Linked DNA regions of Homo sapiens: all the other regions are linked to region 3. Evidence: read pairs that join two places in POLR2A ChIA-PET (ENCODE). Cell type or tissue: HepG2. All regions are shown on one strand. Links, peaks and the distances in the headings refer to the core of each region. The heading gives the core; the rest is flanking DNA.

Region 1 (10,591 bases), core at 1,135-9,134, 630 kb after region 3:
GCTTCAAATGGCACAGGCTACAAAGGTAGAGGGCCTGAAAACAGCATGCCACTCCAAGCCATCTGCCATCTTGGCCCGCCCCAGCTCCCTTCTTCCCACAGCGATGGACATCTTAGTGCCTGCCATTCATCGCCGGGCTTCTACAGCAGTGGGCACCAGGCAGTTAGCTCAGCTCCTGGGACTGAAAGAGCAGGATGGTCTGGTGCGGGGGAGGAGAGGGTGGGCGGCTTCATGCACCCATTGGCCCGTGTGCTGTCAGTTCGAGGTCTGGATATCTTTTAAGAAGAAGCTCTCAGTGTAGCTAGGGAAAGCCATACTGCCCTCAAGCAGAGAAGTCAGGGAGTTTAAGCAGTTTTGGAGTCAACATTCACCTCCTTAAGTAAAGCAAGAATCCATCCGTGGTAGGTAAGGAAAGACTGCTGGACTCACTCAAGGCACAACAGCCAAGGCTCACATCTTTCTGGAAGAGGCCAAGGATCTACTCAACTCTACACTTGTCTGCTAGCTCAGTCTTACAAGTCATCTCCTCCAGAAAGCTGCTCCAGTCCACTCCCTCCCAGGACTGAGTTGCATCCTGCCTGTGTGGACCAATGGCTTTATTACACGTATTGTAATTGCCTTCTTACTTGTTTCCCTGCTAAGTAGAACTCCTGGAAGGCAGGGACTATATCTTGCTCAACATTGCTGCATAGGGCATAACCAGGGCTTCATGCATAGTCTGTACTCAGTAATATTTCTTGGATGAATGAAGAATTAAGTGAAGCCTTTCCCTTGATAATGCCTCTATAATTTTGTAGCTAAACAGTCCTGTTAACTTAAATCTATATGTTTTGTCTATGTCTTGGGATTAGAATCTCCTTGAGGACAGGCACTTGTCTTTTATTTAATGTATAGCCATATATAACCCTTAGGGCCCAAGGTTGTTTGTTGAGATTTCATGCATTGATTTGCAAGCCATCCTATAGACTCTAAATGGACATTTATTCAGTGTAGAGGCAGAATATTATGGGGATGACTTTTATGTAACTCTAAGTCTAATGTCTCAAAGAACTGAGGAGGATTATATACACAGAGAGATTAGGAAAAATAAGTGAGGAAATTAAAGAAAATATAGGTGAAAAAAATAGGATAAAGCCAAGGGTGAATTATAAATAAAATGATGCCTAATAGGTGCATTTTAAGACATGCACTGCAATTTGGTTCTGAGCTTCCAAGGAAAAAGAGAAAACATGAATAATTACACAAATTGCAATGTCAAAAGTAAAATAAATAAATAAAGGAAGTCCTTTGAGTCCAGCATGGCAAACATGCATCTGGGGTCACAACCTAGGTGAAAAGGAAGTGTGACAGGCTCAGCAAAACCCATTCCCGTGAATGAAAACACAGGCCAAAGAGCCTGTCCTCACCACCATGAGATAGATAGGTGGTGCCATATTTCTGTTTGAAGCATGGCAGGTTACTATAAAAAATGTTCAGTCACCCACTGACCTGAAAAGAGGGTCCAAAATGAAAGTCAAAGCTGATGAGGCCAGGCACGGTGGCTCACACCTGTAATCCTAGCACTTTGGGAGGCCGAAGGCAGGCAGATTGCCTGACATCAGGAGTTCAAGACCAGCCTGGGCAAAATGGTGAAACCCTGTCTCTACTAAAAATACAAAAAAAAAAAAAAAAAAAAAGGCCAGGTGTGGTGGTGAGTGCCTGTAGTCCCAGCTACTCAGGAGGCTGAGGCAGAAGAATCGCTTGAACCCAGGAGGTGGAGGTTTCAGTGAGCCGAGATCGCACCACTGCACTCCAGCCTGGGTGACAGAGCAAGACTCCATCTCAAAAAAGAAAGAAAAAAAGACGGTCAAAGCTGATTAAAGTTTCTCTGCACCCCTGTCAATTTTGTCATTGTGTTCCAACCATGTGTCCCCTTCAGCCTAGCACTGCCCAGGCCCTTCTGTCTCCACGGCCTGAGCAGATTCACTCCAGCGGCAAACAGAGGAAGCTTTGTTGGGATCGGAATAGCCTGGTATGAAAGGCTTCCCAGAGTGTACGTTCCAAACGGTGTCCTCTCCTGCCCCTAACCTGACCCCATTGGCTCTAATTACCCATGAGTAGCTCTCCTGCCTAGCTCTTTGAAGCTTGAGTCCATTTGCTTTTAAAATGTCTTTTGGGTTTCTTCTCTACCATTTTGCCTTGACCTCCAGCATTTCAGATCATCTGCTAGCCTTCCGGGATTCTGATTGCCCTAACTCAAAGTGTCTGTGTGTGTGTGTGTGTGTGTGTGTGTGTGTGTGTGTGTATGTGTTCCTGACTCTTGAGCTAGCCTCAGCACCCCTCACACCCCAGATTCCCCATCCTTTCAGGACCACCCTTGGTGCTGACAGATCCTTCTTCTTGGTGGAATGCAAGCTACTGGCAAATTGGAACCAACACTTTCTTCTACAGGCTGAAAACAGTGCAAAAAAAATTTTAACTAGGAATGAACAATTTCTTTAACCCTAAGAACCACTGGGGGCTGAGTGGTGCCAAGAGAGTCCTTTGAAGGTTTGTGGGGAGAAGAATTTTTTTAAAAAAGAAAGCAGAATGGGACAAAACATAAGAAAAGCAGGAGAAAGGAGAAGAAAGAGTAAGGGTAGTCTTCTGCCAAACGCTAACTGATGTCAGAGTTGGGTCGCCTGAGCAATGGGCTTCCACGTGCTTATATGCAGTAGAATGAGCCACGATGTGGGACGGGGGAACCTGCTGTACCATAAGAATTCTCAACCATTTAGTAGCATCAATATCTTATTCGATGTGTTGGGCACTTTTAGTAGATCTTTCCCAAAAGATGTAGATAGATTTTACACATGGATTTTCTTTAAAGGACTTATGTTTTGAGAATTTAGAAAGGGCTTTATGGAAGCCTCTACAAAGAGAGGAAGGAGACCCTGGCAAGACCCATGAGCTCACCCAACACCCTGGCCATCGTGGAGCCTGTGCCTACGTTGGCCATGGCATGGATGCACACCTCCATCACAGCAGGTAAACACTACTTTATAACTGAGGCCCCACCCCACTATCAGCTGAGACCCTGAGGGATGTCTGTGCCTTATTCCTCTTGCTTCCCAGCGATGAGCACAGTGCCAGGTGCAGGAGCGCCACAAACGCGTATGGAACAAACAAAAGGAGGTCCACACAGCAACCCCTTCCCTAACACTGCTGCACAGAGGAGAGCATGTACAGACAAGGAAGGGGCTCAAGGGGCAGCAGCCTCTCTGGAACTCTCGAGGTAACAGGCTCCACCACACAAAAGAAGGTAGTGAACCCAAAGCTTTCAAAGCTGCCCCCTGACACTAGTACAGGGAAGGGCAAGGAGGGGAGGCCGTCCACACGTGTTCGGTGGTCCAGCCTCAGCCCAGAGATGGGTCCTCAGTCAGAGTATGTGGACACCCAAAATGTGCCACACCCTGTGCCAGGCATGAAGAAGAAAGAAATGGAAGATGCAGTCTCTGGTCTTAGGGACACTGAAGCCTAGAGAGGGAGAGACTGGGCAGGTGGCAGTAGTAGCAGCCACCCTTCACGGAGCCCTCACTGACTCCAGACACCACCATGCCCACATTCTGGCATCATTATCTCATTTAATCCTCGCAACATCACTAAAGGGTAGATTGCATCTCCCCTTGACGGCACTAGGGAACAGAGGCCCAGAGAGGTGATAAACTTCCTAGATATCAGTGATGCAACCAACATTCAAAACTGCCTTTCTCAGGCTGAAGAGTCCAAGATCTAAGCCTCCAACTCACTGCATGGTCTTTCTCCATGCTATTCCCATCCCTCCCCTAAGCCTGACTCTTCGGATTTCACCTTCAAGCCTTTGCCAATGCCATTTCTCTCCTCTTAAACATCTACCTGCCCTCTATCGAATCCCGAATCCTTTCACATCTGAAATGCCAGCCCAGACTCCGTTCGGAGCCTTCCTTTTATGGAATACCATCCAATGTAAATGGATTCTTCGCACTGCCTTGTGCTGCCTTGTAACTACTCTGAAATGTTTGAGTGTTGGTTGTCACTGCTATTTACCATGTGTTTTCCTGCAGCCCGCCCACAAACCTGGTCTGCGAGCTCCCTGTGAACAAGTGTCTTTTCCAGGGCTTTTCTGGATCCAGCTCAGGCTCGTGCCAATTATTAAATCTTTAGAAAGTTTGTAAGCCAGGTATTAAACCATTAGTAGCTTGAAATCAGACATGGTGAGAGAGTATTTACACTACAGAAATTGGCAATGGCTACAAACTGGGGCCTTTTTCCCCCTGGGATGCTGGTTGTTAGACAGTTAGCAGAAAATCACTGCTTTTAACTCTTGCTCCCAGCTCACTGCCTGCCCAGTTTCTTATACCATAAAAAGTGTTAAGCCTTGAGTGTCAGCATGCAATGAAGCAGATGGACAAGGGGCACTGTCAGAGGTGTCAAGTGACTAGTGAGTAGGGGAGAGTAGCAGCAGTCCAGGAAGGTTTCCTGAAGAAATGCAATATTGAATTCATAATTAATCTTCCCCACTGACCCTTCACCCAACACTCTTTGAGATCCTACCGTGCGCCAGACTCTTTACAAACATGATCACATCTAATCTTTCATTACACAGAGGAGAACCCTGCAGCTGGATATTTAATACCTTGCCCAAGAATACCAGGAAATCACCCACCAGAGCCCAAACTCAATCCCAGATCTGTGGGGCTCTAAAGCTGGGATTCCTCCACCATCCTCCCTGGACTACAGACCCATGACATTCCATGTTCCGGGTTCCCAACACCTGCTATTGGCCAATGGCAGCCAGGGCAAGAGCAGGTGTGGGAAGCTGCGGCAGGGGAAGGAGGGTGGGAAAGGGCACAGCCGCTCTGCTAGAGAACTGGGAAGAACAGAGCTGTTTCTAGAAGCCCACGCCAGCCCTCTGTCAATAAGTTCCACAGTGCCACTGCACTGATGGTGCCCTGAGCCTCAGCATGAGGGGCAGCTGCACTGTTTCCTTCTGTGTGTGCAGTTCGTGGAGCTGGGAAGGGCAGGGAAAATCCCTCTTCCTCCAATATGCAAGTACAGAAAGAAAACAAGCTAAAGCTTCCTAGACTTGCGAGTGCGTGGAGAGAGTAAGAGCATATCCACAGAGGAGAATTTCTTCCAGAAAAGCACCCACGAACACCCCAATACAGCCATTCCCCCTGTGATGTTCATCCAACACCTCTCAGAGACCATGCTCTGCTGCAGGCATGGCCCATTTCCACCTGACTTCCCAGGCTGCAAAGACCTGGGGATAGAGGAGGAAGCTGAGGCACAGAAGAGCAAAGCCATCACATGCACTCTATAAGGCGTAGAGCAGTGCACCAAACCGAGGGAGGTAAGGAGCAAGAGTTGAAAGCAGTGCTGAGTGGCTGAAGGTCTAGCAACCAGCATTCCGAGGCTGGCAGTGGAGGTGGGGTGAGGGGTAGGGGGGTGTGAGGGGTGCATTCACAGTGGGAAGGCCCTAGTTTGCTGCCATTTCCAATTTCTGTAGTATAAATACTCCCTCGCCATGGCCGATTTCAAACTACTAATGGTTTAATACCTGGCTTGCAAATTTCTCTAAAGATTTAATCATTGGCACGAGCATGAGCTGGATCCAGAAAACCCCTGGAAAAGATGCTAGTTCACAGGGAGCTCGCAGACCAGGTTTTCAGGCAGGCTCCAGGAATCCACATGGTAAACAGCAATGACAACAGCCAACTGTATTGCCCCTTCCAGGACAGAACTTCGGACTCTGCACTCAGCTAAGCTGCCATGAGGTCACCCAGCCTCCTCCGTACACCCCTTCATCCTCCTCAGCCTCACAGCCAACCTGTCCACGGCTCCATGTCCCTTGGCCTCCCTTCCATTACATCTGTCTTCGGCTGTGGCTAATCCCTGCGCTGGTGCTCTAAATCACATGCCCTCGCCCTTCTCAGAGATTAATCCTCAGCCTCTCCCTCTCTCCTTACTCCTCCCCATCAGTGTTTGAACATGCCTTGAGATCTTCCATTTTTATTAAGCAAGCTTCTCTTGACCTTCCATCCCACTCCCAGGTCCTCCTCCTTCTCCTCCCTTTCACAAGCAAACTTCCTGAAACCATTGTCTGCCCTTACTCAATCCCATTCATTCCCCATTTCCTACCTTCTGGCTCCTGCCTCACCATTCCCCTGAAGCCTTAGGGAAAAGGCTAGCAAGGACTTTCTGCAGATATGACAATCTCATAGTCATTTCAAGGACCAAATAGCAAAAAGCATAAACAAATGCTTGGATCATCAGCGTGGAAAATGGCGATTATCCAAGTCCTTCCAGAAGGAATGCTAGTCAAGTCAAAAAAAGATAGTTGGTCTTTTTTGCTCAGAAGGTCTTTAAATTGCCTGTGAGCAGCAGCATGCAGGATGGTGATACATTAAGAGTGAGATTAAAAACTCCATAACAGCAAGGGGAGGAATTTGAACTTCGGAGTGAAGGGAGAAAAGACACAGGGTTAAAACCTATTGATCCGGGTGGACCAAAAGAGAAAGAAAAAGGGATTCTTGGTGGAATGGCAGCACCAATACCTCCAAGAAACTGTTTTTGGATCCCAAGAGATATTTAAGTGGGTGACTGTGAAGTATGCAATGTCAGCCCTCTCTTGTGTCTCTCCCATGAGACCCTCAGTAAATGCCATGAGGCTCACTAATGCATTAGTATGAGGGGGTTGAGGGAGGGGACACTCGAAGAGAAAAATAAGGGACAGCTGACATCTGGGTTACACCAGCTACAGCAGGGAGGAATGACAAGTGAATTCAGCAAAAATGTTTTATTTCCACATCTATTGTCAAGTCTAATTATTGGTTGAAATTAGAGGTTCTGCCCTGATCATGGCCATGAATAAATAAAAATATGTTTGAATTTCAGCAGATGTCGTTGAATTTCACACATATTTCTCTTTCCAGAAATGAAAAGAAAGAGCCAGCTAGCCCTCTCATACACCAACATCCGCACTTTAGGTACAGAAACTTGCTCTGGAAATGATTTAACTGACCAAATAAATATCAGTTAAATCAGAATTCCTGAATTTTCCTCCAGGCTCTGGAAGATGCATGCGTTGGTATTGCATCCAAACTCAGCAAGATAATGTCAGTTTGTGGGAGCAGTTTTCCTTGGCACACTACACATGTGCAGTACTCACATAGTCAAGCATTTAATCACATATAGCAGGAGCAAACTCTGGGCCAGGGAAGGCAAGTGGCATTGAAATAAATACAAAGATGCATAAGATGTGGCTTTTGTTCTTGAGAAGTTCATGAGTTGATGCCCATCCACATTTTGGAAGCTGTAATTCCATGTGTGACAAGATAATGTTGACATCTAAGTTGGGAATAAGGATTACTCTGTTCCTTTTCCTGTAATCTACCCTTAAGTTTTACTTGACAAAAGCAGTACAGCAGTATCCCCAGCCCTGACCCTCCTCCTCCCACCTGCCAATCCATCTCTGCTTGTATCGTGCCACCCTGGTGCTTTTGCTGCCACTGTTTGCCAGCCTCTACCAGTTGAGACCGGGCTGTAGGTGCTGTGTTACTATTTCTCCTGCCTTCCCTACTCACACTCTTCAGCAGCTGTTCATGAGCAGTGCTGCGTGCATAGTGGTGGTGAGTTTCAACAGCACCAGAAGCAGACCATCGGTTCTGCTGATAAAATTTTTAAAAATCTACGTGTAATGATTCAACAGAACCAGATTCCCAACTACATCATGGGTGGGACTTTTTCTGTACTGGGGGCTGTGCCTAATTAACCACTTCCCTGCCTACCAATTCACCAAAAGGCACAACTCCCCTATGGCCAAGCCCTGCTAAGGCTTTTGAAGCAGAAGAATTCAAAAAATTCAAAAACCAAATTGCTAAGAGTAACTATGAGAGGTCATGCAGCCCAGCTTCCTGCCCTCAGCTACATCATAGGAAGCGGGCCTCCCTTTTACTGAAAAGACAAGTATCTTCCTTGTCAAGGATGATCCTAAGGACAATTAACACATATTTGGCCCTGCATCTCAGACAGGAATAGAAGCAGAAATGAAGATAAAAGATATATAGAATAAAAATAATTCTTTGCATGAACATTTTTGGTCACATACTTGGTTTGGTGCTAGGCACTGTGATATATTCTGTCATTTAATCCCTAGGGTGAAATTACAAAATAGGTGCTATGATTCTACCTATTTCACAGATTTGAAAACTGAGGCACTAAAAGATTAAAGCCAAAGATGTTTGAACAGTAAGTGGCAGAGCCAAGACTTGATCCATGTCCAGAGCCTCTTTACCACCTGTATTCCTCTACTAGGCCTACCAGACAGGTCTGAACTGTACACCCACCCTGACCAAAAAATTATTCCAATGTGTCAATCAAACCAGAAGCTAGTCACCCAAGGTCTGACACATTTAACAAATGTTCCACATGCACGGACTTCCATCTCCTCTGCTTGTTTAGTTTACTTGTCAGGGTCTGATCAATCCATCAGCAAGTTGTACTGGTCTCTTGCTCTCAGCACTGCATGGGGAGATGTAGCCACAATCAACCTCCCCCAAGAGCCATGCTCTCATCTCACGTCTCACTCATCAACTCCCACATGCATGGCCCTCGTTGGCTGTTTGTCTTTCTGTGTATTTAATTATTCCAGTCCAGTCTCTACCAGGAAGTTTTTAAGCTGTTCAAGGCAAAGATCACATTTCTGCCTTTCTCTGTTTCCCTCTGTTACTCCTAGACTGCAAACAGGTGATGCTCGGTAAGTATGCACAAAACTACTGAATCTCCATATGACCCCAAATCCCAGTGAATTCAGGAGGTGAGTATAAGCTTGAGGTAACATCAGACAATTAGATGGGGGGAAAAAAAACTAGAATCATATACATCGGTATCACATATACCCAAAAAAGTGCACTTGGACCTTCTTTTTCCTCTGTATCCAGTTGTTTGAGAAGTATGGAATTATGGCCCCTCACCCCCACACATGCTATAAAACCCTTTGCCTCCCCAGAACATAATATATTTGGCTGCAAAATAAAGATCAAGGTCAATCCAGCTTTGCTCTAGGTCTGTAATTCCCAGGAGGGCAGGAAGCAATATTTCCAGGCAAAAATATAGAGCCCTCAAAACACGAGGTCTATAGATCCTTTGCAAAGTGCTTGTTTGTGTCGAGAAAATTTCAGCCCAATGAGAAACCAGATGGGTAGATGCACCAAATATTGAAGACAGGCCTCAAGGCAAAGCAGACACACACTCTCTCTGGTGTGCACTAAACTCAGAAGTGATCCTCCAGCCGTTACAAGCAGAGAAATGTCCCACCAGAGTTTTGCAAATAGCAAACTCTTAGTCCGATGATTGTTTCTATCATTTGCCATATTTTCTGTCCAAAAGCCTCTCTCGTGCCTACATGGTTAGCAGCTTTTATAGCCCCAGATAAGTGTCCATCCCTTTTAATTTTCATTGTTGCATCTGTTTTGCCATTTCTCTGCAGCAGGTTGTATTACAACGGAAGGATTAATGAGGAAATGGATGCAAACATTTTTATTTCAAATAGCAGCTCTCAGACAAGATCTGGAAAACGGAATCAAGCCATATGATTGTAAAAGAAAAAACCCTCGCCATCCAACTATTGGGCATTTTGCCATTATTTGTGAATAGCATGTAAATACAAACAACTTAACTGGGGTGGGGGAGAGATGTACATTTTTCATTTGTGTCTGGCTAATCATTTTTTTTATTATTAATTTGGTCCCTTTTATTTCACATAAATGTCATCTCAAGCAGCAAACATCAACAAATAAGATCGTTTATCTTGCTGGGGAAAGCAAAACATTGCATTGCCATTCAGAGAAGGCAGCTGACGTCCCTACCGCACCACTAATAAAGAAGGCCTTCAGTACGAAAAATAATCATTTTCTATTACTTTCCACCATGCCTCATCCATAAACACAGGGCCACTGGTAATTACATTTAGCGAAGAAGCATGCTCTGTGTATTACAATTTCCTGGGATGAAAAAAAACCCTAAAGAACACCCCAGATTCAGGGCTGAGATGAAGAGCAGGAGATAAACCCAGATTGCCCTTTGCTCGGGTGCCTCTGTATGCTATTGAGGGGCAGAGGACCGGGAAAGAGGGAAAGGAGGGCAGCATTTCCGTGAGATTTTCTCTTTCGTCTTCTTGGCCTGGGTAAAAAGAAAGGGAAGGGAGCCACGGATGTTCAGGAGAGAGCAGAGACTCAGAGCACATGGGGACCTGGAGCCCGGGCCTCGGGGGTGACACTGGTCTTGCTGCTGCCGCCACCATGCCCAAGCCGCCATCAGTGTGCACGCGGATGCAGACGCGAGACAGCCATGTCCACACGCATGTGCACGCGAGCCTCTTGTGAGCAGGGAGGTGGCATGGCTGCGCTGATAAATCCGCCGCAAGCCCGCAGACTCCACGCTTCCCTGTCGCCCAAGCATTTGGCTGGCCTGCCCGCGCTGCCTCCTCTGCCAAGCAAGGCACTGACTCCACAGGAGAACCGTCCTGTCGATCTCTGCAGGAATATAAGACCTTTTTTTCCAAGTAAAATGTTCCCCAACTCTGCAAGGGAGG
Region 2 (10,591 bases), core at 778-8,777, 50 kb after region 3:
ACGTCGTGGTGGCCGGGGGATTTCGGCCGCCGCCAGGCCTGCGCTGCCCCCGCGGCCTCTCCTCCCCCGCCGCCCGCCTGTTGCTGTGGGGACAGCCGGTGGACGCGCTCGACCTGGGAGGGGGGACTCCCTCCCGGGACCGCGGGAGGGGCGTGCACGTTTGAAGGGATGGAAATCTCCCTTTCTGCCCACCCCCTTTCTTTTGTCAATTACTCTAAGGATGTTTGGCCGTTACTCCCAGCTTCCCTCTCTTTGGTCTTTCACGTCAAGGATGTGAATTCGGGGGTGCTCCATTTTCAGGGGCTTTGGTGATAGGACTGAAGTTTTCCATATTGTCCATCTTACCAGAAGCTTTTATTCAGGGTGAGGAGTGGGCTAGAAATAAGTAGGTGCCTGCCTGACGCAGCGAAAAGAGAAGGACGCTCCCAGTTTGGATGCATTTGGAGAGAGTAACTGGAAAGTTGCATTTTGTTTAAATTAGAGCAAGATGAAGTTGAAAGCCAGATTTCTATATTTTTTCTGGTAATATTTCTTTTATGAAGTATCTAAGTGTCTGTTTGTCATCATTTTGAGATCAAAAGGAAAATCCATATGCTGTATAGTTTTTCGAAATTGCTATTTAAATATGTTTTAAATGTTTTGTCCAACGTGGAGTAGGCTGCTTGGAGGCAAGGCTGGTGACAGGAATAGCGGGATGGTTTGATGTGGAGTGGTGCTTCCGAAGACCTGACGAATCATCGGAATCACCGAAGGGGTGTTTTGTTGTTGTTGTTGTTGTTGTTGTTGTTGTTTTAAATAAAGATTTCTGGGCCCACCCCAGTGAGGTAATCAGAAGAAGGACCTGGGAATCTGGGGGTCACCCTGTGTCTTTAATTACTGCTCAGCTGGTTTGTTACTGACTCTGTGACCTTCAGTGTGTTACTTAATCTGTTTGAGACTCAGTTCTTTTTATCTGTGAAGTGGGGATAATATCCAAATCATAGATTTATTGAGAGACTTCTACACGACTAAACTTGTTCAGCACATGACTAGTGCTCAATACTTGGAAGGTATGTTGCCCACAAATGAGTGCTGTGTACACTCGAGCTGACATGTATTCTTATAAGGACCTGTCCCTATCCCCAACGTTTTGGTGAAGCCAGCTGGACTGTCATGGGATATGTATGTGTATGCACATTTTAGCTCATGCATAGTTGTCACCTTTACATGCTTTCCCCTCCCCCGTCTTTTAGGCCATAAAATAAATCAGAATTGGCACATTTGGAAGCTAGGCCCTGTGCTTTTGGACCTAGAACTGTCCATCAGGCCTACTGGCAAAGGGGGGAATTTACCAATCTGAAGTCTACTTCCTCCTCCACCCCACCCCCACCTTTTTTTGGCCCGTTCACCCTCCCTGTTTTATAGATGGCAAGCATCTCCTAAAGAAACCGCTGGTCAGACCAATGAAACCACAGGACAAAGAGTTCTCTTCAAAAGGGAACAACAAGAAGGAGAGAAAAAAAAAAAAGACAACATTCCTAGGTAAAACAAAAGCAAATGTAGATCATATGTTATATGTTTTTACATGTTTGACTCAATAACCTCCCCCAAATCCATGTAAATTAAAATATAAACTTTCATAAAGTTATGTTCAAACCAATGAATAGAAGCATACCCCAAGGTGATTAGGGGACAGACAGCCAAGGACAGCTGTGAGAAGGGAAAGGAAGCTGGGCAGGAAGGTGCCATGCTCGGCTGTGACTGCAGAAGTGGGGGGAAGAAAGCCAAGGAAATGGAACGGGCTGAAGCAGCAGACAACAGCTCAAGAGGGCTGACAGTTTTTCAACTGCAGAGGCCTGTGAGCAGCTTATTAAACATCCCGAGAAAGGTGTTTTGCTGGTACCCTCAAAAGGCTTGAGATAAAGTAATCGTAGATTCCCGGGGGCGGGGGGAGTAAAGAAGGGATTGCCAGCGTGGGGTGTCGGTGGGCCCAGCCCCTAGTGAATGGACCCCAGGGGTCGGGGTGAAGGCACTGCACTCTCTGAATGAGGGAAAGAGGAAGCATCACCCCTAGATGCCTGTCCTCCTGGTGTCCGTGGTCTTTGGGCAAGCGTGGAAGGTTCCTGCTCTCTGGCTACTTTCTCTGTCCCTGTTTCCTAGGTGGAAAAAGTCCGTAACTTTAGGGGACAAAAACAAAGGGCGCCCCCCAAAAACTAGAGAGAAACATATTTGGGGTCAAACTGTACAAAAATGGATGGCAACTTCTGGCTTCTCCTCCCCAAGCACCCTCCTAGTGGAAAGAGCTCTATTCCCTACACTTGTAGGTGGACAGGGGGCAAAGGCCGAGAGGCAAAGGGTGTTGGTGGGTGAGTTGGGGGAGAACGGGATGGGGAGGGCTGGGGGAAGTGTGTCTGCAGAGTGTGAATGGGCGGGACAGGGGTAGTGTGTAGCTGTGTGTGTGTGGGAGGGGCAAGGGAGTGGAGTTGGGGGAGCGAGTGTGGGTGGGCTCTGTCGGGGGAACTTCGAACTGGGGGCGCGGGGGAGGTGGGTGGAGGGGAGTTGGGTGGGCGAAGAGCGCCAGTTTCCCCGGAGGAGGCCCGGGAAACAGGCGGGGAGGGGGCGTGTGGAAGCGTCGTTTGAAGGGCGGAGGGGCAGGCCGGAGAAAAGGCCAGGCGGGAGGCTAAATCTGGCAGGGGCTCCAGCCCGGCGAAGGCCGACGCGTCTCGGCTTCCTCTCGCCTAGACTTTTGAAGCGGCTGGCTCGCTAATCCCGGGTTGGCTGAAAGACTTGGACCCGCAGCCTCGGGGGCCCTGCGTCCCGGACTATCTCCCGGGGGGCGCTATGGGTAGGGAAGCGGGGCTGCCTTGACTCTCAGTGCGGGTCCCCGGCGCCCTCTCAGCCTACTGGGGGTGCGGGCTGCGCCTCGGTGTGTGCCCCCCTTCAGCGCCTCGACAGCGCCCCTCACGCTAGCTTCCTACTTCCTCCCAGCTCCATCTTCCTCCGTCCCCTCCCTAGGCCCTGCTGCTCCTTTCACTCCTCTGGGTCCCTGTTCCCTGCCCCACCGTCCTTTTCCCACCACCATCAGGCGAGTTCATCCCCTTCTCTCTCCATTGCTAATCTTCTGATGGCGGTGCTGGGGAGAGCGGGAGGGGGTGCTTAACCCAAAGTGGACTCAAAGAAAACAGAATAATTCAATTCATCGGATAATTACTGTTTGCAAGACACTGCTAAGCACGACAGTTGGTGACCCTTTGAGGGAGCAGAGTGGACCGAAGGATTTTGGTTCTGACCCAATATGGGCAGTTATGATCGGTGTTTGATTTAGGCAGATCTCGGAAACCTCAATTAGAAACTCTAGTCTAGAAGGATCTGGACGAGGGGCAAAAGTGTCAACACCTTCTTCTCTCCTATTCCAAAGTGATCTTTCCGTGGGAATGCGGCAAGGAGTCAGCAGGCATAGTGAAAATGGGCGGCGATGGATACTCCCAGCACTTGCTGAGCACTGCTACGCCTCAGGACTGGGACAGGTGCTTTACACCCCAAAATTCCCGTTTCTTGATTCCAAAATGTCGTAGATTATAAGACACACCATTTAAAGATGGCCTTTAGGAGAAAAGGAAAATACGAGGATCTTAAATGCACAATGGATTGTGAGACACTGATTTTAGGAACATAAGATATGAGAAAAAGTGAATCTTAGAAGTGAGGAAATAAAGTATAGTATGCGTAATTCTCCCAACAGCCAAGAGATGAATTATCGCCATGTTTGAATGAGGGAACTGAGACTGGGGAAGGCTTCACCACTTGCTCAAGGCCGCAAGGCCAGTAAGTGGCACAGCCAGAATTGGAATCCGGGTCTGCCTGTAGTCTGAGCTAGAGCAATTTCGCTTAGGGCAGTAGCTTCTGCAGGGATTGGGCTGTGTCAGCCCTTTTCCATAACCCTGTTTTTGTCTTGACCCTTTTACCATCAACACCTGCCCCCACACCCCAAGCTATGGCTATTGGGGGGAAGATAGGAAATAAATTACATTTTTCACATTCAAAATAAAGTATTTAAAGGGTAAAAATCATGTATGCCAGGTTTACTGTGCACCACAGGAAGTCGATGAATTCAAGGATCCCTGTATTGCTGAAAATAGAATTGTAAAAAATAAAAGGGGTGGGGGGAGAAAGTGAACGAAACTAATCCTATTAAACGTGGTAGCATGTTTTTGTGGCACGCAGGGAGAGATTAAGCACAGGAAAGGGGATAAGTACTGCTTCAGTTTCACTAAACTAATGTGACAACTTGTCATTGGAGATCTTTACAGCTTGTTAGTAGATGACTAGCTGATTCAGAAGTGTTTTCTATCATTCCCTTTGTGTCCCCATGAGTTTTTGTAAAAAAATTTTCTTTCTTTTCCTGTTTCTTTCTTACTCATGCTGCTCTATTTTGCTTTATAATCCTCAGTGTCTCCTTCAAGTCAAAACATTTAGCTGGCTCTAATCAAGATTTGGTTTTGAAAATGCCCCTTGACCTGGGGTAGCCCAGAGAAGCCCTTGTTCTTCATACTCAGCCCCGGAACGGTCCTGTGGCTTGAGAAACTGAGCTTCTGGGAGAAAAGCTCCCTTTTTGGATTTCACTTTTCTGCCGTCCTTCTCCTTTGCCCTCCTCCCTTTTCTTTATTTTTTGTTCTATCCTTTTATTCTTTTCTTTTTGCCTTTAATTTCTATTCCTCTATTCTCTTTTCCCCTTTCTTTATTTTTCTCTCCAATTTTCCTCTTCTCACTTACTTTCCTTCCATCTTCTCTTCCTTAGAATTCCTTTCTCTTCTTTCATGCATTCCAATAACTGTTTTCCCTTTTCTTCAGATAAGACAGTTACATTCATAGAGAAAAGCTATGAATTTTTGATGGTTTCTAAGTTGAAGTAGCTCCCAGTGAAGGGGGCAGTGGTGAGGGGAGGGGCAGGGAGCCCATCACAGACCCGCAGGGAACAAAAGGCTGATCAAAGTGAAGAGGAAGCCAGAAGTCTAGGCTTGGTCACTGTCTTTCCAAAGCAGGTGTCTAGCTTGTTTGGAAACCTGGCTGACCGTCCCGCTCTTTTGCTTTGGCATCACTCTCTCCCACTTTCCCCCTCCCCCGCTGCAACTTTCCTCACTGGCTTACCACCAGGCGAGATGTTGAGTCAATGGAAAAACAACATTCGCCAACATTAAAGGGAGACTGTTTAGAAAAGGAAGGCCCTGCTGAGGTGCAGAGGAAGCCTGTGCATTAACACGGGCCACCTCTTATCTGGGGCAGCTGGGCCTGAGCTGCCTGTACTCATTCCCTGGCTTTGCCAAGGGGCCTTGGGGAGTGCGGGGTGGATTCTCACCCACGGGCATCACCAGACCTTTTAGAGACAAAAAGCAAGTGCTTTTTTTTTTTTTTCTCCCAGGGACTTAACTGGAAAACCTTTACACATAAACACTGTTTTGCAAAAGGCACATTTCTCTAAGCCTCTGTCTCTGGACACTTGTCACGTGGACCTGGCCCCTCTCATTTTCGGTGCTCTTGAGGACTCCCACGCCTTGTAAGGACTGGCCATTCTGTCCTGAATGTGAATTATGGGGAGGGGCAAGCTAAAGTGACCCAAAGGAAAAGAAGAAAAAGGCATGTGTGTAGGTTCACCCTGGCTCTAAATTGCTTACCGTTAAGTCTTGAGCCAGCTCCTGACGGAAAGATAAGGTAAATCCCTAATCAGTCAATAATTAACCATAGCTCCATTAACGATCCAGTCAGCCAAATCCTGCTGACACCTTTAGAACCCTGCTTTGGTGGGAAGGATTAGGCAGAATCTTTCAACAGAAAGGCCCATCTATTCAGACTGCCATAGACCCCACTCATGGGTCATCACAAAAGGAGTAAAGTTATGCCTGTGTCTGCCAGTGAAGTCCTTTCTGGGGTTAACTCTGTAGGATAACTTCTGGAAATTTCACTTTTGGAAATCTCAGCGTGTGTGTCTGTGTGTGTGTGTGTGTGTGTGTGTGTGTATACACAGAACAGCTTGGAGATCCAATCTGGTTCCAGGTTGGTTTGAATCAAATCCCAGATGTGCTCTGATTGTTGTTACATTATTCTTCTGAGAGGATCATATTTTCTCTCCCTTGACCATGTTAGTTTGTAGTTTATTCCCAGCATCTCTAAATATTCTGGTTCCTTGTTTCTCAATGTTAGTTCTTCTTCGATTCGTGATAAAAGGAGAAGTGCTTTTGAAATGATAAACAACCGCACATTCCTATCAAAGCATGAAAATTATTTTTGAATTTCAAATAAGTAGAAAATTAAAAGACTAATAAATATTTGATTTTGGTACTTCTGGTGGATCTTTTTTCTTTTCCTTTTCTTTCTTTTTTTTTTTTTTTAACTTCTTACAGAAGCACATGTTTACGAAGGTGGGCTTAGATCTTTTTTTTTTTTTAATTTAAATTGTGGGCTTTTGGTTTGCTTTGCTTTGTTGTTCTAGACAGCATTTAGTATGTTACCAGATGCATGTAGTTATAGATATTATACCATTAGATGAGAAAAATCTGTATAATCAGTGTGGTTTAAGTGTTTCCTAAGGTCAAGTTGTAGGTCATGACCCTATGACAATCAATGAACTTTGCTCCTAATCTTATGTTTAAATCACTTGAAAAAGACATTCTTTTAGAAAGAGAAATAGAGTACAAGAGTGTGGTATGATATGAATCCATCTCTATCCCAGGACTAAAGAACAAAGATCGTTTGGCTGTGGGGGCACTCTTCCTGCATGTGGAAGATGGTTCATTCAGCTATACTTCTGTTGGTTCCACATCTCAGCCTCTGTAATCACCAACACACTGTTGTTCTCCTCTCCTCATAGAACCCAGTAGTCTGGGTGTTCAATTAATCTTTGGCTGCTTCGGGGAGTTGCCAATGAGTGGAAATTCTGCCAATGATCTGTGACACCCTTTTCAACAAACATTAATTGAATGACATTTCTTTTTTCCCCAAATCATCCATCTGTCCTTTCTTATGCAACTTTTGAGTTTCAAAGGGTAGAAGGCAAGATTTCTTTTGGTCACACATGTGGCCTAAGAAGACAGTCTATGTATTGAACACTATAATCTACTGTAGACTTGTAAATAAATCTAAATATTCACCAGTCTGAACCAACATGCTAAATATAAAATGAATTCATTCAGCCTTCTTTTCCATCTGCCCATGAAAACATCTTGCTTTTGTGAAGGCCTTTGGAAAATGTAAGATCCAAGGCTTCTGTATGCTTTTTAATTGTTTAGGGGCACAAATGGGAGTGGAAAAGTAAGGTGAAGGCAGGAAGAACATTTTCAAAATTCATAGGTTAAAAAATATAAGATCCAGTTTTTTTTAGTTTATACATAATTTTTAAAATTGTCTTAAAGTACCAAAAAGCATCTCACTTATAATAGTGCTGTTTAGTAAAGCAGAGAACATACATCAAGTTGTCTTTGAAGTCCCATTGCTTGGATATTAAAAAGAAATTTAAAAAAATTGAACTGGTATCTATTTTTCAGTAGGTCAAAAGGCATGTATAATTACACTCATGATTTTTGAGTATCATGCTAATGAGGCTAGGAAAATGTAGACCTTGACATTGCCTTGTTTAGTTACATTCACTATGAAAAAAAGAATATTGTTTACCCCTCAGGAGTTTTCTTAAGGAAAAGAAAAATCAATCTCTATCAATGAGCAATATTTTTCTCCCCAAGGGATATTGATCTGAACATTGACTTCACAATGGGTGAGTTATTTTCCTCAGACTCCCTACTATGAATTGTTAGGTGACATGTCTTTTGTGAGCCAATAAACATGTTGTGTCTAGTGTAGTAATCTCATCTGGGAGATGACAATTTCTGTAGAGTGGTTAGTTTGTAGTATTTCACCTTTTGTATGTCTGTGTTACATATTCCCGAGAAGTATATTTCAAGTTTAAAAAGCATTACCTCTCATATTCTTCTTAGGAGAACAGTTGGCAGTGAACAGTTTCTTTCCTACATGCTCCTCAACTGCATGTCCTCTAGGCTTGTGCATAGACCCATGACTCATGAATAGTCTTATAAATGTCTTCATGATTCCCTTTTCTCCCTTTATGCAATGGTACAATTTGGCATCTTTAATTTTGAAAATAAAACAAATATTCAATTTACCAGATAAACCATTCTTTAAAGGAACACTGTAATGGGTGGAGATAAGGGAAAGGATAAGGACTCTAGAATTCTTGTTAATGGGCATGATCATACTCTATCTGTTGGATTCATGTATAGTATATTTTCTTTGTATATGTAATCTTGTAATGTTTTCGTCTATAATATGTAATCCCAGCACTTTGGGAGGCTGAGGTGGGTGGGTCACTTGAGGCCAGGAGTTCGAGACCAGCCTGGCCAACATGGTAAAACCCTGTCTCTACTAAAAATACAAAAAAATTAGCCTGGCGTAGTGGTGCACACCTATAGTCCCAGCTACTCAGGAGGCTGAAGCAGAAGAATTGCTTGAACTTGGGAGGCAGAGGTTGCAGTGAGCTGAGATCATGCCACTGCACTCCAGCCACTGCACTCCAGCCTGGGCCACAGAGGGAGACTGTCTAAAAAAAAAGTTTTCTTTATTAGTTTTCTTAAAGGGCACATTTAGAGTTTATATTAGATTGCCTTGAGCTGATTTCTTTATTCACTTATTCTTTGAAAAATATTAATTTACACTTCTACCAAGGGCCAAATACTGTACTCAACACTGATGATACCAAGACCCACCAGAGACACTAACAGTGCCAGGAAGAAATTAGGTAGGATGGCTATGGACACACATTGGCACAAAATACTTTAGGAGTCCGGAGGCTTGTCTTCATGGTAGTTTGGTGTATCAGTGAAGCCTTCAAGAAGGAGGTGAACATAAGCAAGTAATTAGTCACACTGGGGGCTTAGGAGAGGAGCAGAAGTGGGTTTATGTCCCTGTTGCAAGGTAAGAGAACTCTTAAGCAAGCCCCTGTACCTCTCTGAGCCTTAGTTTGCTTGTCTTGTCTGTACATGGGGGATAGTAACAATATCTGCCTTATGAGATTGTTGTGAAGATGAAATGAGAATGCATGGAAAGGCCTCAACACTGTGCCTAGCACAAAGCAGGCACTCAGGAAGTGTGTACTAGAAAGGTGGAATAAGGGTGACATTTTAGCTCAATCCCTAAGATTTATTCAACAAATACTTTTTGGGCACCTGGCACGTGTCATGTTCTCCTAGGTCCTGGGCAGGAGACCAACCGTGAGCGTGAAGAGGGATAGAGTGACGGGCAGCTCGTGCAATGGCATGGGGGATATCTGTCCCATGTTTGGGGGGCCTGGGGTGGCCTCTTGCTGCTGGAATTCAGAAAACCAGGAGAGGCCTGGTGGAGGCAGAGGCAGCAAAGTGTCCTGCCACACTAGGAAGGGCCTTTTGTGGCAGTAATGGCCTTCAGGCAGTCAGGAAAGAGACAGTGAGTCAGTTCATCTGTGGTTTCTTGGTTTCCTCTAACTTTTCCATGGGTGTGTATTGCCTTTTGGTAGTGGGCTGGCTAGACTACATTCTCTTCAGGAACAAAGGCTGCCAACTTTTTGTGGTCACCACCCTCCCCACATTGCCTATTATAATCAGGTGCTTCTGGCTGATACTCAATAAATATGGTTAAGTTTTTCTACTTCTGTATGTTCTGAAATATTCCAGCAGCTTCTCATGCCCAATTTCAGAATGCTTACATGAAAATGCTTCCTTTTGTGCTTGGCAGAGAGATTCATGAATTAAGAACTTTGGTCATATCACTGCTTAAAACTCTCCATATTGCTCTTGGAGTAAGTCTACAATTTTGAACGTGTCCTACAAGATTTTGGATAATCTGGCTCTTGTCCATGGCTTCTGCCTCATCTCTTGACTCCCCCTTTCCTCACCATGATTCCACATCACTGGTCTTTTCCCCTTTATTTCAACCCCACAAATACCATTATACATGCTGGTGCCTCTCCTTGAAAGGCCTCCTAACCCCCTCTCTAGACAAGCTCTTCCTCATTATTCAGGGTCCAACTTAAAAGCCATTTGTTCAGGAAAGACCTCCCTCATTTCCTAGGTTAGAAACCCTAATTATACATGCTCATAACTATAGTTTTATTTTATTCTACTTTCTCTAATGGAAATGAATAGTCTCTTTGGACATAAGCCTTATTTATTCAACAGCATTCTTCGAGCTCTTAATGTGGCCTAAATGTTGGGTACACCACACAGGAAGACAGTCAAAGTCCCTGCTTCATGGAACTAGTATTTTAGTAAGTGATGCAATGAATAAAAAACAAATACAGATATGATATGATGTTAGGTAGTGATAAATACTTTGGAGAAAAGCCAAGCTGGGTAAGGGCACAGAGAGGACTGAAGATGAGTTGAGGATGTTCAGAGAGAAGGTTGTTCTGTGTAGAATTCCCATTACCTAGCACGGTGCCCTGTATCTGGAAAGTGCCTGACAAATATTTGCTGAGTGAGAATCACATTGGTGCCAGTAGACCTGAAGGAGTAAAAGAGATGTGAATAGGGCTAACTGGATTATATAATTGTGCTTCTTTCTCCCCAAGTTC
Region 3 (10,591 bases), core at 1,770-9,769:
GGGCCAATCAGTCTTAAGCTTACATTTTTATCAGACCCTCCTAAAGACTTTCACACTGGCCCATTTCTTAGGACATAATTCCCAGTGTTGCCTGGAAAATCCTTCAAAGTGCCGCCTTGTCCGCCATGAATGTGCAAACCCATACACCTCAAGGGCCATTCTCTGCTGAGAATTCATGTGGATTTTCTACAGGCCTTTGGGTGATTTCCTCCCAAATGTCTTGTATACATGAGTATTTGTTGGAGGAGAGCTTAGCCCTCCCACTCACATTATACAAATAAAAATTCGTGAAGCAATCTTTTCTAGCACAGTCACCTCCACCCCCAAAGATAATCCTCCACATTCTATCAAATGAGCATCACTGAGGGAGGGAATGTGGCTGGAGAACAGTGAAGCGGAGCAACTGCCCACTCTCACTCCTTGGATTGGGAGCTGTTAGCCAAATGCTACAGAAACATAATCATAGGCATTTATTAATTTATTTATTTGAGATGGAGTTTTGCTCTGTCACCCAGGCTGGAGTGCAGTGGCATGATCCTGGCTCACTGCAACCTCTGCCTCCTGGGTTCATGAGACTCTCCTGCCTTAGCCTCCTGAGTAGCTGAGATTACAGGCAAGTGCCATCACGCCTGGCTAACTTTTGTATTTTCAGTAGAGATGGGGTTTCACCATGTTGGCCAGGCTGGTCTCCAACTCCCAACCTCAGGTGATCTGCCCGTCTTGGCCTCCCAAAGTGCTGAGATTACAGGTGTGAGCCACTGCACCTGGCCAATTATAGGCATTTATTAAAATAAACGTTTCAAGAAGGGTGGTTTCATCAGCCAACGGCAATACAGCCTCAGTGAAATTCTATGTTCCTTGAGCACTCAGGGATGCAGCATGACATGGCAGAGAGCTTTGAGGGGTGAAGGTGTGGGCAGCTGCCCCAGAGAAGCCAGAGAAGGCCGGAAGCCCTGCCCACACCAAGAACTGCACAGGAGGTCTGGGGAACCAGGGACAGGGGAAGGGCAGGCATTGTTCAAGACTGTCAGAGGAGAGAGAAGAGGTACATCTAGAACATCAGCAGCAGGGGAGGGAGGGAAGTGTAGTTGTAGGATTTGCATGAGAACAAGGCAACTTCTTTGGGGGTTGTATGCAGTCTCCTCTTCATCATTTTTATAGTTCGTCATGCTTGTTAATGGTTTTTAGTGGGTTTTAATCTGTTTTAAATATTCCTTTCTTGTGGTGGCAATCATAGGTTATCCTTTATCACCTTTTGCATTTGTGTCTTGATGCTGTTTAACTTTTTATCTACTTTTATGTACTTTCAATTACCTCATCATAAGGTGTCTCTAGATAAGGAGCCTCAGCAGAGTATCTTTTGCAAAGTTATTTGGTAAATAGCTCATAGTGAGATCTTGCCTTCTGCTTTACTCCATATTGCTCTAGAGTGGCAGTTACTTAATACTTTAACAATACTTAATAAAGGGAAGCTTCAGCCTGAGCAACATGATGAAACCCCGTCTCTACCAAAAATGCAAAAAAATTAGCTGGGTGTGGTGGCACATGCCTGTGGTCCCAGCTACTGGGAGGTGGAGGTGAGAGGATGGCTTGAGCCCAGGTGGCGGAGGTTGCAGTGAGCTGAGGTTGCACCATTGCACTACAGCCTGGGTGACAGTGAGACCCCATCTCAAAAATAAAAAAAAAAAAAGAAGTTTAAAATAATGGTAAAGTAAGGTAGAATTCAAAGAGTTCGAATAGATCTCAGAAATCATCACTTTATAGATGAAGAAAGCATGAGATTGTATGAGATGAAGAAATGATGAGATGAAGAGATTACTGTGAGGTAAGGTGTCTTTGCATTAAACGATGCTGGCTCCCTTTTAATGCTTTTTCAGCAATTTCTACTATTTATATGAGGCACCAAAACCTTGAAAAGCTGTGCCTCTGTAATCTTGAAAAACCACAGAGAATCTAGTAACTTCAAAATAAATGGAAATGGTATAAAAGATGCCCTGGAGGAGACTTTGGTTATTGGTTTATATTTGGGAAGAAATGAATTCTTTGTGAACAAATAAAATGATTAGTTAATATAGTGCTTACTTTGAGGTGATACTCATGCAATGGACTGGACTGGACAAAAGAAAGTTGTAATGAGATACTGAACTACTGGAGCAACTCATGTGTTTGGTGGCTCCCAGAGGTACACTTTTGGGTAGCAACTGATCTTCTGAGAGGGTTCCAGTGAATTTCATCCACACATAGAAACATCACCCATGGAAAAAGAGACCTTTACCTCTGCTTGAAAACACCCAGCTCCATTTAACAGAATAATAGGGGGTACTTTCTGATGTTTTGTGGGAGCATCTTAGAAACCAGTCTTATCAGAATGATGTTGTCCATATTTTTCTGCACCTCTTCACACCTAATGGCTTTCCCATCACCAATAAACATCTGCAGAAAATCCCTTAGTGACAAGTAATCCCTTATCTAGGTTTCTTTTAATAGAACCCAACAATCTGCAGAATGAACCCTAGAGTATCTCCTCAGCATCAGGTGGTAACAGTCAATCAAGTCACTGGAATGCAAGACAATGCAGGCGGCTGGGGAGGGCGGGCGGAGGAGGGGAGAAGGCCCTGCCTTTGGACATGCCACAGGGAAAAAACAAAAGGCTTCCAAAGTCTTTGGCTGGAACTCTGAGGCTATTGTGGGAGCTGCTTTGCCCAGCGTTCCTCAGGAGAGGAGAGTGGAAACTTTGTTTTGATAAAAAGGCATCCCAATATAGGAACGTCACCCCAGATGGTCTTGCCTTGATATTTGGAGAAGAATATAAAGTAATGAGGTACTTGAAGATATGCATAAATTTGAAGGGGGTTGGCTATCAGCTTCTACCAATTTCATCACAGACTTGAGTCTCCTCAGAGCAAACAAGAGCCTTCTGGGCTTCCATGAAATGCAGAAAATGAGAGGAGGTTTTCAAGTCTGCCCAGTCCACAGCTGGGTTGCGCGTGTGTGTGCGTGCGCGAATGCGCGCGCGCGCACACACACACACACACACACACACACACACACGGTGTGTTGGGTGGGTGGTTGTTTTGCTGTTCTTTTTTTTTTCCATCGGAATGAGTGGCAAAGACACATTTTTCTCCTGTCTTCCTCCTCTTCCCAGTTGCTTTACCTTCAAGGATGATTTGTTTTATTAAACTGACTGTCCCTAGCCTCTGCAGTACATAATAAAAGCCTGACATAGCAGGCTGCCTGCCTTCTGTGTCCTGCAGATACTCATCATAAGTGTCAGGACATACCAAGGTTAGCGGTCACTGGAAGTGTGCTCGCTGGCCCAAACCTTGCCAAACGCTCTTGGCAGCTGAATGAATGTCACAGAGAATAGAAGGGGAATTACAAAGGTTAAAAAGAAGACAGCCTCTCCTATTTTCTGGAGACAGAGAAGCTCATTTTTCACACCTCTGAACCGTCCGTAAGCTCATTCATCAGCCTCTTGCGGGGGACCTAAACCTTGCCCCTTGCTCAGTTCTCCATGGACACTCCTCCCTCCTCAATCCCCTTTAAAAATTGGCCCTCTGGCCTCATTTCATCACTGAAATGATCTTCACTGAAATGGACAGAAAACAAACCAGGCATCGACTTCTTTCCCTGGCCACCCACCCCCCAACCCGTAACCAAAGGCTCCAATGGCCTATCAAGCCTATCAATAGATTACAAACTTTTCAAGGGAAATCATCTTTATAGCTGATCTTTTAAGCTAATTTTTTTTTTCAAACTTGCTTCGATGGAGAAATGGAAAAGGACACGTGTACTGGCAGGCATGGCTAGCGAATGGGAAAGTACAATCCTGCCTAGTATTTTGGTGAATTAGTTTGTGTGTGGGTTTTCCTTCTTCTTCCTCCTCCATTTTTTTTTATACTATAAAAGGGCAATAAAATGCTGACTGTAAGAAGACAATGTCAAGGAGAAAAGGGTACTGGTATTTTGGATACTCTTCACTGCTCGCCTTGGAGAGAGAGTTATTCTTGTCACAAACCCTTTTGTCTGCATCTGCTGACTGCTTGCCTGTAGCCAGCAGCATACTTTAACTGTTTTGTCACCTCCTAACATCACATGCATCAGCTGTTGGGCTTTTGTTACGGGTATTGTAGAACTAATCCGCTGTGGCTGTTCTACTGTGCGGTAAATAAAACAGAAACGGGCTTCTCAGACTATTCTGCATGAATATTTCAGATGGCTTTTACAACTCCGATTCACAAAATCAAATAAATAAATAACTCCCCAGCCACCCCCCAGCCTCTCCCCACACCCAGAAACAAAACCCCTCGATCTAGCCCCAGATGCCTCCAAGTCAACTGCATTCAAGAGGCTGACTTGAGCCTTCAAGCAATTGTTTCAGGGAACTCGAAAGAACAGTGCTCTCTCAATTTTCACACCGTGGAATTCATATACAGTAGTAGAGTTAAATATATCTAATGCTGAAGCAGCTCTGAAAAATTGGAGAAAGTTACTTTTTGTCCCTGTGGGCCTTTAAAAATATATAGGTAATGCCATCAAAAATACATAGTGAAGAGCTGCCTTGTCAAACTGCTTTTATTGTTTCCATCCGTATTTTCTTCCCTTCCACTCATCTGAAAGGGGTCAAAGGTAGATGCTTGTGCATTTAGTTTATCCTAAGAGTCTCTTTTGTGCTCTATATAAGAGCACAAAAGAAGAACCAAACTTTGCTGGGTTAGAAAAACTGCATCTGCATCATTAGCTCCTTAACGGTATAATGATGTACCAATCATACATAGCGAGGTATTTTTCTAGATGACTTCGAAGTGTCTTTGGAGAAGTTAAAAAGAGAATGGGCATCTGCACACGTGTGTGCACACACACGTACACAAAAATCTTAGGGAAGGAGACAAATAGTTGAAGTACTTTCCCGAGCATTCATTCACCCTAGAGTGCACATGATTCCTCTAAACAAACTCTCCCATCCCTGCTGTTTGTTAAGTAAATATCGATCAAGGAGAGACTCATCTCCTGACAGCAGTGGCACAAGCTGGGGACTTACACTGCAGACAGAGTGGACTTAAATGGATAAACTCAGATGCTTTAGTAACTCCTCATAGAGATTATCAGATGAAAAGCCAAGAACAGATACGTTATTGCTGCTCCTCTTCACTGTCTCACTCACACTAAACTCTCCTGCCAGAGGCTGAAAAGAGGAATCATGGAGCTGTAAAATATGGTCACAAGATGTGGTTACTAAGGGTCTCCCTTTGCAGTCATGCATGCATTTATCCTGTGTGTACAGCCGGGGACTAACAGGCCCTCCAGAAGAGAAGGAATGGTGCAGGATGCTATACACAGTGAATCCTGAGATTCTATTCCAGTGCCCTCTCATTCCAGGGGAGGATCAAATGGAAAAGAAAACATGAATGCACTTTGGGAAGCATAAAATATCATCCAAATATAAGGTGGTTTACAAGTTTGAGATTTTAAAGAGGAGCCCTAATTCCTGGGAAGCATTCACTGTGATTAATAAATGTCTGCAAAGCATCGTTTTGAGAGGTGCTCTGAGGAGGTTCGCTTGGGTGAGTTTGTTGGCTGAGTCAACCGGTTGAGAAAAGTTGCTTTGTGTTCCCTAAGTTTTATTTTGGCCATTTCATAATTATGAGTCAAAATCCTGTTTTCTGCACTGTTCGTAGCTGAATGGATACGTGTACTTCTCTGGGAAGGTCAGTTTTAAAATCATCTTTAGAGATTAGGTTTTGTGTATTGAACACTGAGCACCGTGGTCAAAGGGCAAGATGTTATATTTAGAGTTCCCAAACAGCTAAATGGTGTTTGAATTTTATTAGGATGCTTGTGTTTGGAAAAACTAGCAGGATCCAGGAGCACTGGCTGTGAAGTTGCTTTCGGGTGCCTGCCGAGTTACCCCAAATGAGGCAGAGGAAGGTTCTCCAGCAACATCTGGGCTTAGGACTAAAGGCTTTCTCCCTCTGATGCTCCAGGTGGCATTCAGCTTTCAGGAACACTGAGGATTAGATTCGTCTAATACCCATGCAGTTTGGGCCCACTTTCTAGTTACATGTTTTGCTGTTTAAATATGTGAAAAGTAAATGCTTGTAGGAAGTGGCTATAGTTCAAGGCTGTCTTAAGAAAAAAAAAAACCTAAAAACTATGTTTCCTTGGTCTAAACAAAGGAACACATGGCAATAACAGTCTGTATCTCTTTTATATATATATATATATAAAGCTTCGAAAGAACAATGTTCTGTTGAGCAAAATTCAGTAGCATTCTGTAAACATTAATTTAAGGAAATCAATAGACTCAGTGAGCTAAAGCCATATTGCAAGATAAACTGGCCAGAGTGCCACTTTGTCAAATAGATTTTCGTTTTCTCGGCTAGATAAAGACAGTTTCAAAACGGGGCAGACGTGTTGCAACCAGGGTTTGAAAAGTATGTGGCCTTCAAACAGTCTGCTTGTTCCTACTACAAAGCTGGATAAACATACTTTAAAAATGATAAGCCTGGTTTAGAATTGACTTGGCTTTCAAATTTTACATATAGTAGATTTCTTGGTCATCTCACAGGAAAAGAATAAAACAAAGTACCATGCATTCAAAATAGAAAATGTACTTAGGTGAAAGGGGTTAAATTGTCTTGAGAGACAGAGCTTTGGGAGCAGTTTCGGTTGATGCTTGACTTTAAAAAAGAAGGGAAGAAAGAAATCTTTATTCATGCTGACCTGATGGGCAATCGGCCTTCTTGCCAAAATCCCGAAGCCAAACTCTCTAGTGAGTTTGAGATCAGAGGTTTCAGCTGGTGGAAGCTGCTCTCTTCTGTGCTCACCAGGCAATGTCATGTTAATGTGCGAGGGGGTGTGGGGGTTGGGGGAAGCAAACCCAGGGAAAGGCTAGAGAAGGAGCAGAAGTGATGAGCCACCCAATAGCCCCAAGGTTTTTGTCAGCCAGACGGAAAGAGTTGCAGGGATAATCCAAAAAGTGGCAACGGGAAAGCAGGTCTCTCCTCCTGTCACCTACATGGAGTTTGTGGCAGTACACTTCCAAGTCAGACCACTTGACATCCTCCAATGCCACACCAGCCCTTATAAATGCTGATAGCAAACAGATATGACATGGTGAAAATGGCCCCCTGGAGGAAATGTAATAAAAAGAATGAACAGTCACATGCAAACTGCCAAGGAGGGAGGTTGAGGATCTACCTTGAATTGACAGGGAAACTCCATGGAAAAGCATCACAGGAGCTGAATTTTGGTCTGCAGTGTACGGATCTGGGGGGCTGCTACCGGCCAAACCCCTCACACAGACTTCTCTGACCACAGCAATGAATGAAGGGCAGAGATACACCCTGAGTATCTTCTTTGTTTTTCTACCTGAATTTGAGTCTTTGTCTTTTAAGAGTATTTAGAAAATACAAAATTCACAATAAAATTTCTACAGCATTATGATGTTGATAACATATGTGTTGTTAAAATATTATATAATTATCAACAATGTTCTAGATTTGAGCATTTCGAATAATTGTGACTTTCAGGTAATAGAAAAGGATGTCTTAACATCTTCTATTCTACGTTTAATAAATTGTGCATACATTTTAAATTATGTAAGTATTCCATTGGCAATTCTGCATGTAGAGATCAAGGTAAGTAAAACCATCTCTTCCATAGCCCCAGTAGAAGATAGTACTAGCTTGCTAGGAGCAGAATGACAAATGTCTATGAGAGACTGTCAAAATTATTTCGTGGGGCTGAAATTTGGTCAGTGAACGTGCTTTAAGTGGCTAGTTTATTTGCTCACACATGGAGGTCTTGGTATTATACGTGTTAGGAAACATAATTGTCACATTATTGGTCGCGATGAAGCAAATTTTCCTTCTCTCCCAAACTCTGCATAGGTCTTAAAAAGTGATTCCAAGTTTAAACAAACAAACAAATATGCAAGCAAAATCAAGGAAAAAGCATCAAAAACTAAAACCTAATACCTCATTCTCTCCCCCTGAGATACTACACAGATACTGTTAAGATCTTAAAAACAACTGGAAGCACTGTGCAGAAATTGCTCATCTGGTAGGCTGTTCAGGTAAGAGCTGGACCAAGACTATTCCATCAAAGACTCATGGAATTGGCCGGGTGCGGTGGCTCACGCCTGTAATCCCAGCACTTTGGGAGGCTGAGGCGGGTGAATCATGAGGTCAGGAGTTCAATACCAACCTGGCCAAGATGGTGAAACCCCGTCTCTACTAGAAATACAAAAAAATTAGCCGGGCGTGGTGGCTGGCGCCCGCAATCCCAGCTATTCAGGAGGCTGAGGCAGAGAATTGCTTGAACCCAAGAGGCGGAGGTTGCAGTGAGCTGAGATCATGCCACTGCACTCCAGCCTGGGTGACAGAGTGAGACTCCATCTCAAAAAAAAAAAAAAAAAGGAATCACAGAATTTTGGAACTTCAGAACTAGAAGGAATCTCAGAGAGTTCATGTCCCACAGAAGAGAAAAAACCTTCAGCCGGTGGTCAGCAAAATTTGCCAGTAAAGGGCCAGGTAATAAATACATAGGCTCTGTGGGCCATATTTGGTCTAGGTTGGATATTCTCCTTATTTTTTACAACTGTTTAAAAATTTAAGTCATTCTTAGCTTGAAGCCATAAAAACAGATTGAGGGGCAGCTCTGCCCATAGGCCATACTTTGCCAGCCCCTGCTTTTAGCCAAACTTGAGGGCTAACAGCTTTTCTAGAGGCCTAATGGTCTTTCATTCTGCACTGATCCTGGGTCTTTCATTCTGCTCTATCTTGGAGGATAGTTCGATTGATTCACTTGAATTCGACCTGTAAGGCCAGACCATTCCCCCGATGGAGTTAAGGCTGCCTATGTCTACGGGAACAGAGTTAATAAACCACACACGTGGTGGTCAAGGACCAGGAAGACTTCAGTCTTACCCTGCTCTGATTAGGAACGTTTAATTGGGAGCTTTCCTGCCAGTACATATTTAAATGTGCTAAACAGAGGAATGTATCCCTGCTTCATGACACATCTGACAAATCAGCTCAATACTTAGGTGGAAAAATAAGCCCTGCAATCATATACCAGTCACTTTGTAGTGTTAACAAATTCCCCTTTAAGTCAGCCCCGTAAATTTGGTGCCATTGGTGTCTGAGTTCAAGACAAGCTGACAGCCCTTGAAGTTTAACTTTTGCTACAATTACTGGGTGAGGTGGTAAAAGAAGCAGGGCCAAGCTTGGTGCCATTCTTGGATGGGACATTATCCAAAAACAACATAGCACAAACACTCCAATATTGCATGAAGGGAAGCTGGGGCACAGATAATCCACAGTTACTCCTGTTTCGTTCGAGAATGTATTACGTGATTGTTTTCTGCCACAGCTTTACCTTCATAATTAAGCTTTGCCTAGGCTAATATTAAAACTAGTCTGTGTGCCCTGTATTGCTATTGATGGAGCAATGTGAGTAAGGAGCCTAGGGAGAAGCTGTTAGGAAGTGGGGTTCAGGCAGGTTGTGATGAGAAAGGGATTGCTCATAGTAAACACCAAAGAAAGCGCTTGTGATACAGATGGTAGGAAATCAGACAGAGCTTCAGAGAACACAAGTTCATGGGGGATGCTGGCACTCTGCTGGCAATAGCTTATGACACCCCAAATAATATCCGAGTTGCTTTAGGAAAGGATGGGGATTATTGGCCTCAATCCCATCCCTTGGTTTTGACTGCAAGATCTTTGTTCTGTCAGAGAAATTCTATTCTGTATTTCCAGGGAATTCTATTTGTCTTTCTCTGCAATCACCCTTTGCAAAACTAAGGATGGGCTGTATTTCAAATGCTACTTAAGAGCTTGTGAAGGGCTTTGGAATCCCTTTTTCAAGACAGGTAAATAGATTGCAAAGACAGGCAGATTGCAGAATGAACTCGGGGGCTTTTGGAAGTCCACTAGACTCCTACCCAATGGGACTTGAGGTAATGTTTAGGGTGGGACAACCTAGGATGCTGTCAATACCTAGGACTGGCCTTGTTGAAAGGCAGTTTCAGGTATCTACACAGATTATCTTGTACGCCTTCAGGTCACTGAAAATGATAAATCTTTAAAAGTGGATGCTCTAAATGAAAGGAAACACAGTGGCCTTGAAACCATGACCTTTCAGCTTCTTCTACATATGGTCAGCTTCCCATCATTTCTCTGTTTTCACCTCTACTCAAACCATCCCTCCCTGCCCAAGTATTTACTTGTTCTCAGGGAATACATTACCTTTTACTGAAAGTCACTTTTAGCACCATATTCTAATTTAAAATGTTAATGTAGCCTTAAGAAAACAGAACTTAGGTGCAATAGCCATAAGAAATATGAAGAATACATATCCAAATGGCTTGTATGAGGACTCAATACCTCCCAACCACAAACTCTCACACATACAAAACAATCTCAAGGGAAAAGACTTTCATGATCTATATTACTATCATTTGGGGAATATTTAAAGAAAAGGGTGGTGTTGCTTTTGCAAACACTACCAAGTAGGCTTAGTAGGGAAGGTAGTTATATCATCTAAAACTGCCAATTCTGGCTGGGCATAGTGATGCACACCTGTA

What was found. Peaks named below come from ENCODE experiments on the same cell type or tissue, not always from the same donor. Only the 100,000 strongest peaks of a DNase experiment are listed, where the experiment ranks them.
Region 1: POLR2A ChIA-PET joins it to region 3 with 8 read pairs; 2 of 35 experiments call an interaction of 5 or more read pairs at or near these places.
Region 2: POLR2A ChIA-PET joins it to region 3 with 6 read pairs; 6 of 35 experiments call an interaction of 5 or more read pairs at or near these places.

What each region holds. Positions count from the first base shown.
Region 1 is chr1:213,389,282-213,399,872 of GRCh38, reverse strand. It overlaps a transcript of RPS6KC1 not described here. Among named protein-coding and RNA genes, the nearest start is that of RPS6KC1, 340 kb to the right of the region's middle. RefSeq lists enhancers at 1-105, 106-642. In HepG2, for the core only: no CTCF peak of the experiment used is centred there; DNase peaks (open chromatin) are centred at 2,032 and 5,722.
Region 2 is chr1:213,972,226-213,982,816 of GRCh38, reverse strand. The region is part of intron 1 of PROX1-AS1 (PROX1 antisense RNA 1); the gene reads left to right. Among named protein-coding and RNA genes, the nearest start is that of PROX1-AS1, 8.6 kb to the left of the region's middle. In HepG2, for the core only: no CTCF peak of the experiment used is centred there; DNase peaks (open chromatin) are centred at 5,109 and 5,716.
Region 3 is chr1:214,023,495-214,034,085 of GRCh38, reverse strand. All of the region lies in intron 4 of PROX1 (prospero homeobox 1), which reads right to left. Among named protein-coding and RNA genes, the nearest start is that of PROX1, 41 kb to the right of the region's middle. RefSeq lists an enhancer at 3,213-4,108. In HepG2, for the core only: no CTCF peak of the experiment used is centred there; DNase peaks (open chromatin) are centred at 4,995, 6,025, 6,385 and 6,795.